Linked DNA regions of Homo sapiens: region 1 is linked to region 2. A link is a loop called in an ENCODE intact Hi-C map of the cell type or tissue named here. Cell type or tissue: sigmoid colon. All regions are shown on one strand. Region 1 overlaps WDR70 (WD repeat domain 70). Region 2 overlaps WDR70 (WD repeat domain 70).

Region 1 (4,000 bases), 96 kb before region 2:
CCAGGCTGGAGTGCAGTGGCGCAATCTCGGCTCACTGCAAGCTCCGCCTTGCGGGTTCATGCCATTCTCCTGCCTTAGCCTCCCGAGTAGCTGGGACTACAGGCGCCCGCCACCACGGCCGGCTAATTTTTTGTATATTTAGTAGAGATGGGGTTTCACCGTGTTAGCCAGGATGGTCTCGATCTCCTGACATCATGATCCACCCGCATCAGCCTCCCAAAGTGCTGGGATTACAGGAGTGAGCCACTGCACCCAGCCGAATTCTAGATGTTCTTTAAATATTCTGGATGTCAGTACCTTATCAGATACATTATTTGCAAATATTTTCCCCAAGTCTTCGGCTTATCTTTCTTTTCACTTTCTTGATGGTATCTTTTGAAGTGCATAAACTTTTAATTTTGATGAAGTCCAACTTATCTTTTTTTTCCCTCTTTCATCATTTGTGCTTTTGGTGTTGCATCTAAGAACTCACTGCCTAATCCAAGGTTAAAAATATTTTCTCCTATGTTTTCTTTAGGACCTTCTTTACACTTAAATCTATGACTTATTTTGAGTTAATTTTTATATGGTAAAGTAAGGCTCCAAATACACCTTTTTTTTTTTTCTTTTTTGAGATGGAGTCTTGCTCGGTGGCCCAGGCTAGAGTACAGCAGGACGATCTCGGCTCACTGCAAACTCTGCCTCCCGGGTTCAAGCAATTCTCCTGTGTCAGCCCCTTGAGTAGCTAGGAGTACAGGCACGCGCCACCACGCCTGGCAAATTTTTTGTATTTTTAGTAGAGATGGGGTTTTGCCATGCTGGCCAGGCTGGTCTCAAACTCCTGACCTCAGGTGATCCACCCACCTCAGCCTTCAAAAGTGCTGAGATTATAGGCGTGAGCCACCACGCCCGGCCCCAAATTCACCTTTTTACATATGGATAACCAGTTATCCCAGCATCATTTGTTGAAAGGACTACTCTTTTTACATTGAATTGTTTTGGCATCTTTGTGGAAAATCAATTGGCCATAAATGTAAGGGTGTAAGTGGTTATTTATTGCAGCATTCATTCCTAAGTCTAGATATCATAAGACCTTTTTATTTTTCCAAACCCTTTGATTGAATGAATATTCTGAGTATGTTCCAGAGCCATGTAACTTAAATAACTGTAAGTAGAAAACATGAGCACCAAATAAATTTCTCCTAAATGCAACTGTATTCTTAGTGCAATTACTGTGTACATGTATAAAAATTGTGTCCAAAGTGTTTATAAACATTACTCTGGGTTTTATATAGAAGTTAGAACATTTTCCCATTTCTGTGAATTTTAATATCTTAATATTTGGGCATTTTTTAAAAGAAGGTCTTCCTTGTTAGATTCATTCTGCCAAGCAAGCCTGCAAGTTTTAGACTTTTATATCACTCAAGTTGCTTATGTAGTCCTTCAAGAAAAATTAAACCAAGATCTCTAAAGTGATTTCCATGCAAAATTAATGCTTCCCTTTACCTCTGCCAAACTCTGTGATGCATTTATGCGGCAGATGCCAGAAAGTTCAGAACTTGTAACTGGAAAGAATTCAAAATTTTAAGACAGAAAGCATTTGCGCCTGGGGCAATGTAATGATCCCACCTGTGTCGTTTTCTTGTCTTCTGGATGTTTTCATTGTGTGTCCAGAAAGGCCCAGGCAGATCCTTATTCTATTTTTAAATCTTTTTTATGAAACACAGTTTTAATTTTACAAGACCAGATCTCACTCCAAGTTTCAAAATATGTGTTCTTCAGCATAAAATGTTTTGACAGATATCTAATGGCCTAGCACTTTAGCATCCATTTTTTAGGCATAGACTCAGAGAACTGGAGCCATAAAATCATAGTGTAATTGGTCACTATCAGATGCTGGATAAATTTGTACTTCTAGGTGAACTGCTTTCTTTCCCTTTCCCTTATTGTGAAAACTGTCTCAATCTGTTAATATACCACTGAAATAAATGGAAATATCTGTTGGACTTACTAGCTTTGATATTTTATTTATGGTCTATGAAGAAGAGCAGAAAAGACCTGGTATTTATTGAGTGCCTACTATGTTCTCCAAGCACTATCCTAGATATGTTTATATCCCTAATCTCATTTAATCCTCACAAACCCTTATTGTTGGTATTATGATCCCATTTTTAGAAAGGAAGAACTTTAAATAAGCCAAATAATGACACTTTATGTCTGTGTGTGGTCTTTCATATCATAATTCTAAAGTATCATCTGGTATTTGTGATGTTCAGTTATTTAAAAAAACTATCATAATTTATATCTACTGTTGCAAAGTTGAGGGTAGAACGAAGAGACAAATGTGGTATTCAACTTTTTGTACTTATTATTTTTGGGAAACATAGCAAACAGACATAAGAGCTAAGTAAGTGATACAGAATACATTCAATAGGGGGAAGGCTGTATAATTCTCAGATACAAATCATGCTGGAACAACTGGATATCCCTATGCAAAAAAAAATCAACTTTGAGTCATACCTCACACTACATACATATAAAAGCTAATTTAAATAGTTCATAGATGTAGTTGTAAAACTTAAAATTGTGAAGGACAATGTCTACCACCCTGCGTAAGGCAAAGATTTCTTAAATACAATCCCTAAATATATTGGTAAATTAGACTGTCTTAGTCATTTTGTGTTGCTATAACAAATATCTGTGGCTGGGTAATTTGTAAAGAAAATAGGTTTATTTAGCTCATAGTTCTGCAGGCTAGGAAGTACAAAAAGCATGGTGCCAGCATCTGCTTGGCTCCTGGTGAAGACCTCATGCCTGCATAGTGAAAAGGAGAAAAGGAGCAGGCAAGTGCAAAGAGATCACATGGTGAAAGCAGCAGCAAGGTAGAGAAACCAAGAAAGCCGGACTCTTTTTAAAAACCCACGCTTGTGTTAACTTGTATCCAGAATATCTAAAAAGCTCTGAAAATTCAACAATAAGAAAAATAAATCAATATTTAAAATGGGAAAAGATTTTTACAGACATTTCATCAAGTTAGAGAAACAGATGATAAATAGTATATGGAAAGATCCTTAACATAACTAGTCATTTCAGAAATGCAAATTAAAAATCACAATACACTATTACTACAAACCTATAAGAATGGCTTTAAAAAAAAAGCTAACGATACCTAGTGCTGATGAGGATATGGAGCAATTGGAATGTGCATACATTGATTGTGGGAATGCAAAATGGAACTGCAACTGTGGAAAACAGTTTCTTATAAAGTTAAATATATACTTCCCATATCACAAGCAATGTCATTTCTAAGTGTTACTTAAGATAAATGAAAATTTATTTTTTAAAAAACAATAAAAAGCTGTAGATGAATAATTACAGCAGCTTTGTTCACAATTGCCCCAAACTGGAAACAACCCCAAATCTTCATTCTGTTAATGCACTAAATAAAGTAGTACATCCATAGAGTGAAATTTTATTCAGCAATAAAAAGTAATAGAGTACTGACATATAAAACAACTCAAATACATTCTGCTTAAAGAAGCCACACTCAAAAGACTACACACGATATAATTCCAGTTATATTAACATTCTGAACAAGTCATAACTATAGGGATAAAAAATAGGCCAACAGTTGCCAAAGGTTAAAGGTGGGGATGGAGGGGTTTCTATAAAGAGGCATCACAAGGGAAGTTTTTGGAGAGACACAACCATTCATTTGTCAAATCACACAGACCTACACATGTAAAAAGGCAAACTTTAAGTATGTTAGACTCCAATAAATGTAACATAATTATATATGCAATATACATATATATGTGATAAATATCAATAAATCTACTTCTCTCTCATTAAGAGAAATCTAGATTTAGTTACTCCAGAGCTGGTTTGGTGGTTCCAGAGTCAAGGACCAGGGTACCTTCTATTCTATTGCTCTGACAAAATGCTGTTTGTGCACAGCCATCATATCCACATTACTGGCAGAGGAAAGAGTAAAAAGGAAGGAGTGAAAAGGGTCTGTAAC
Region 2 (4,000 bases):
TATTTAAATCATTTCATTCTGTACTATATTTTCAGGAATTAGAGAATATGTTATTCATTCACTTGAAGGTACCTCTGTAGAAATAACCTAAAACTGCAGAAGGATCTGTAAAAGCTAAACATGGTGTGCTTAGAAACTGCAGATTTTAGATCTAATATATACTGCATTAATAAATGATATAAAGCGTTGAAAAGGGAAAAAAAGCTACAGTAATCAAGACAGAATGGTACTGTATCAGAAAAAGATAAACACATACCCATAAAACACAAGGGAAAGCCCCAAAATAAACTCACTCAAATATCATCAACTATTGATATTTAATATTTGACAAAGATGCAAAGGAAATTTAATAAAGAAAGGTCAGTTTTTCCAACTAATAAGGCTGAAATAACTAATCAATCATATGACAAAAAAAGATAATCTCAACCTATTATTCATACTGTATACAAAAGTTAATGCAAAATGGATGACAGCCCTGAATCCAGAATCCAAAACAGTAAAACTCTAAGAAAAACTAGAGAAAATCTGTGTTTGGTAAAAAGCTCTCATGTACAACACTGAAAACAGAATCCAGAAGACATTACAACTGACACCAAAGAAATACAAAAGATCATTTGAGATTACTATGAACACCTCTATGCACACAAACTAGAAAATCTAGAGGAAATGGTTGAATTCCTAGGAGCATACAACCCCCAGAGCTTGCATCAGGAATGGAAATCCTGAACAAACCAATAGCAAGCAGTGAGAACGCATCAGTAATTTAAAAAATAGCCAACCAAGAAAAAAAAAACAAAACTCAGGACCAGGTGGATTCATAGCAGAATTCTACCACACCTTCTAAGAAGAAGTGGTGCCAATCCTACTGAAACTATTCCAAAAGATTGAGAAAGAGAATGTGGTACATCTACACCATGGAATATTATGCAGCCACAAGAAAGAATGAGATTATGTCCTTTGCAGGGATGTGGATGGAGCTGGAGGCCATTATCCTTAGAAAACTAACACAGAAACAAAAGACCAAATACCGCCTGTTCTCACTTAAAAGCAGGAGCTAAATGATGAGAACACACAGAGACATAGAGGGGAAGAACACAAACTGGGGCCTATCAGAGGGTGGAGGGTGGGAGAAGGGAAAAAAGCAGTAAATACAACTAGTGGGTACTAGGCTTACTACCTGAGTGATGAAATAATTTGTACAACCAATCCCCATAACACACGTTTACCTATGTAACAAACCTGCACATCCTGTACATGTACCCCTGAACTTACAGTTTAAAAAAAAAAAGATAAGAAAAGATTGAGAAAAAGGAGGGAATCCTCTCTAACTCATTCTATGAAGCCTGTATTATCATCCTGATACCAAACTTAGGAAAAAATGTAACCAAAAAAAGAAAACTACAGACCAATATCCCTGATGAACACACACGCAAAAATCAACAAAACACTAACAAACGTAATCCAGCAGCCCATCAAAAAGATAACTGACCATGATAAAGTGGGTTTCATCCAAGGGATGAAGGAATGGTTCAATATATGTGATATAGTTTGTGTATTTGTCCCCAGCCAAATCTCCTGTTGAATTGTAATCCTCAGTGCTGATGGTGGGGCCTAGTGAGAGGTGTTTGGATCATGGGGGTGAATCCTTCATGGATTAGTGCTGTCTTTGTGATAGTGAGTTCTCACAAGATCTGGTCATTTAAAAGTGTGTAACAAGTCCCCGCTCACTCTCTCTCTCGCTTCTGCTTCCACCATGTGAAGTATCTGCTCCTGCTTCATCTTCTGCCACGAGTAAAAGCTTCCCCAGGCCTCCCCAAAAGCAGATGCTGGTGCCATGCTTCCTGTACAGCATGCAGAACCATAAGCCAGTTAAACTTCTTTTCTTATAAACTACCCAGTCTCAGGTATTTCTTTTCGGCAATGCAAGAGTGGCCTAATATGCAAGTCAATAAATGCAAATTCACCACATAAACAGAATTTAAAACAAAAACCATATGATTACCTCAATGGATGCATAAAAAACATCCGATAAAATGCCCCACAGCATCCCTTTATGATAAAAACAAGCAACAAACTAGGCACAGAAGGAATATACTTCAAAATAATAAAAGCCATATACGACAAATCCACAGCCAACATCATACTAAATGGGGAAAAGTTGAAAAGAATCCCCACCTCTCCCAAGAATTGGAACAAGACCAAGTTGCCCACTTTTACCACACTTCTATTCATCATAATACTGGGAGTCCTAGCTAGAGCAATCAGGCAAGAGAAAAAAAATAAAGGGCAACCAAACTGGAAAATCAAATTAAGATCTGATTCTCAAATCAATCCCTTTTACAATAGCCGCAAAAAATAAAAAAAAAGGAAACCTAGCAGTATACTTAACCAAGGAGGTAAAAGATCTCTACAAGGAGAACTACAAAACACTACTGAAAGAAATCACAAATGACACAAACAAATGTAAATATGTCCCATGCTCATCAATTGCAAGAACCAATATCATGAAAATGATCATACTGCCCAAAGCAATCTACAGATTCAAGGCAATTCCTATCAAAATACCAACATCATTTTTCACAGAATCAATCCTAAAATTCATATGGAACTAAAAAAGAGCCTGAATAGCCAAAGCAATTCTAAGAAAAAGAACAAATCAAGAGGTATAACATTACCTAACTCCAAATTATATTGACAAGGCTACAGCAACCAAAACAGCATAGTACTGGTATAAAAGTAGATATGCAGACCAACAGAACAGAATAGAGAACCCAGGAATAAAGCCAAATACTTACAACCAACTGATCTTTGACAAAGCACACCAAAACATAAATTGGAGAAAGAACACCCTATTCAATAAATGGTGCTGGGAAAACTGGACAGCCACAAGCAGAAGAATAAAACTGTATGCCTACAAAAATGAACTCAACATGGATTAAAGCAAACTTGTCCAAACCATGGCCCGGAATGGCTTTGAATGTGGCCCAACACAAATGTGTAAACTTTCTTAAAATACTACAAGATCTTTTTGCAATTTTTTTTAAGCTCATCAGCTACCATGTTAATATATTTTATGTGTGTCCCAAGACAATTCTTTTTTTTCCAATGTGGCCCAAGGAAGCCAAAAGACTGGACATCCCTGTATTAAAGAGGTAAATCTGAGACCTGAACCCATAAAAATTCTACAAGAAATCCTAGGAAAAACTTTTCTGGAAACTGGCCAAGAATTTATGACTAAGACTCCAAAAGCAAATAAAACAAAAATAAATAAATGGGAACTAATTAAACTTAAAAGCTTCTGCACAACAAAAGAAATAATCATCAGAGTAAAGAGACAACCCACAGAATGGGAAAAAATATTTGCAAACTATGCGCCCAACAAAGAAAGCACTAATATCCAGAATCTACGAGGAACTCAAACAAATCAGCAAGAAAAAAAAAATCCCATCAAAAAGTGGACAAATGACATGAAGACACTTCTCAAAAGAAGATATAAAAATGGCCTAGGCCAGGTATGGTGGCTCACGCCTGTAATCCCAGCACTTTGGGAGGCCAAGGCGGGCTGATCACCTGAGGTCAGGAGTTCAAGACCAGCCTGGCCAACATAGTTAAACCTTGTCTCTACTAAAAGTACAAAAAATTAGCCAGGTGTGGTGGCGCACACCTGTAATCCCAGCTACTATCCCAGCTACTCGGGAGGCTGAGGCAGGAGAATAGCTTGAACCCGGGAGGCAGAGGCTGCGGTGAGCTGAGATCGCGCCATTGCACTCCAGCCTGGGCAACAAGGGTGAAACTCTGTCTCAAAAAAAAAAAAAAAAAAAAAAAAAAGCCAACAAATATATGATAAAATGCTCAACATCACTAATCACTGGGGGAATGCACATTAAAACCAAAATGAGATGCCACCTTAGTCCAGCCAGAATGGCCATTATTAAAAAGTGAAAAAACAATAAATGTTGGTGTGCATGTGGTGAAAAGGGAACACTTATACACTGCTAGT

Evidence for each region. Hi-C counts contacts between places; a loop is a spot of excess contacts. Peaks named below come from ENCODE experiments on the same cell type or tissue, not always from the same donor. Only the 100,000 strongest peaks of a DNase experiment are listed, where the experiment ranks them.
Region 1: a loop joins it to region 2, with 3 times the contacts of the local background. A loop is called at or near these places in 1 of 110 quality-filtered maps.

What each region holds. Positions count from the first base shown.
Region 1 is chr5:37,596,504-37,600,503 of GRCh38, reverse strand. All of the region lies in intron 9 of WDR70 (WD repeat domain 70), which reads right to left. Among named protein-coding and RNA genes, the nearest start is that of WDR70, 220 kb to the right of the region's middle. In sigmoid colon, no CTCF peak of the experiment used is centred here; a DNase peak (open chromatin) is centred at 1,557.
Region 2 is chr5:37,500,545-37,504,544 of GRCh38, reverse strand. The region is part of intron 8 of WDR70 (WD repeat domain 70); the gene reads right to left. Among named protein-coding and RNA genes, the nearest start is that of WDR70, 120 kb to the right of the region's middle. In sigmoid colon, no CTCF peak of the experiment used is centred here; no DNase peak of the experiment used is centred here.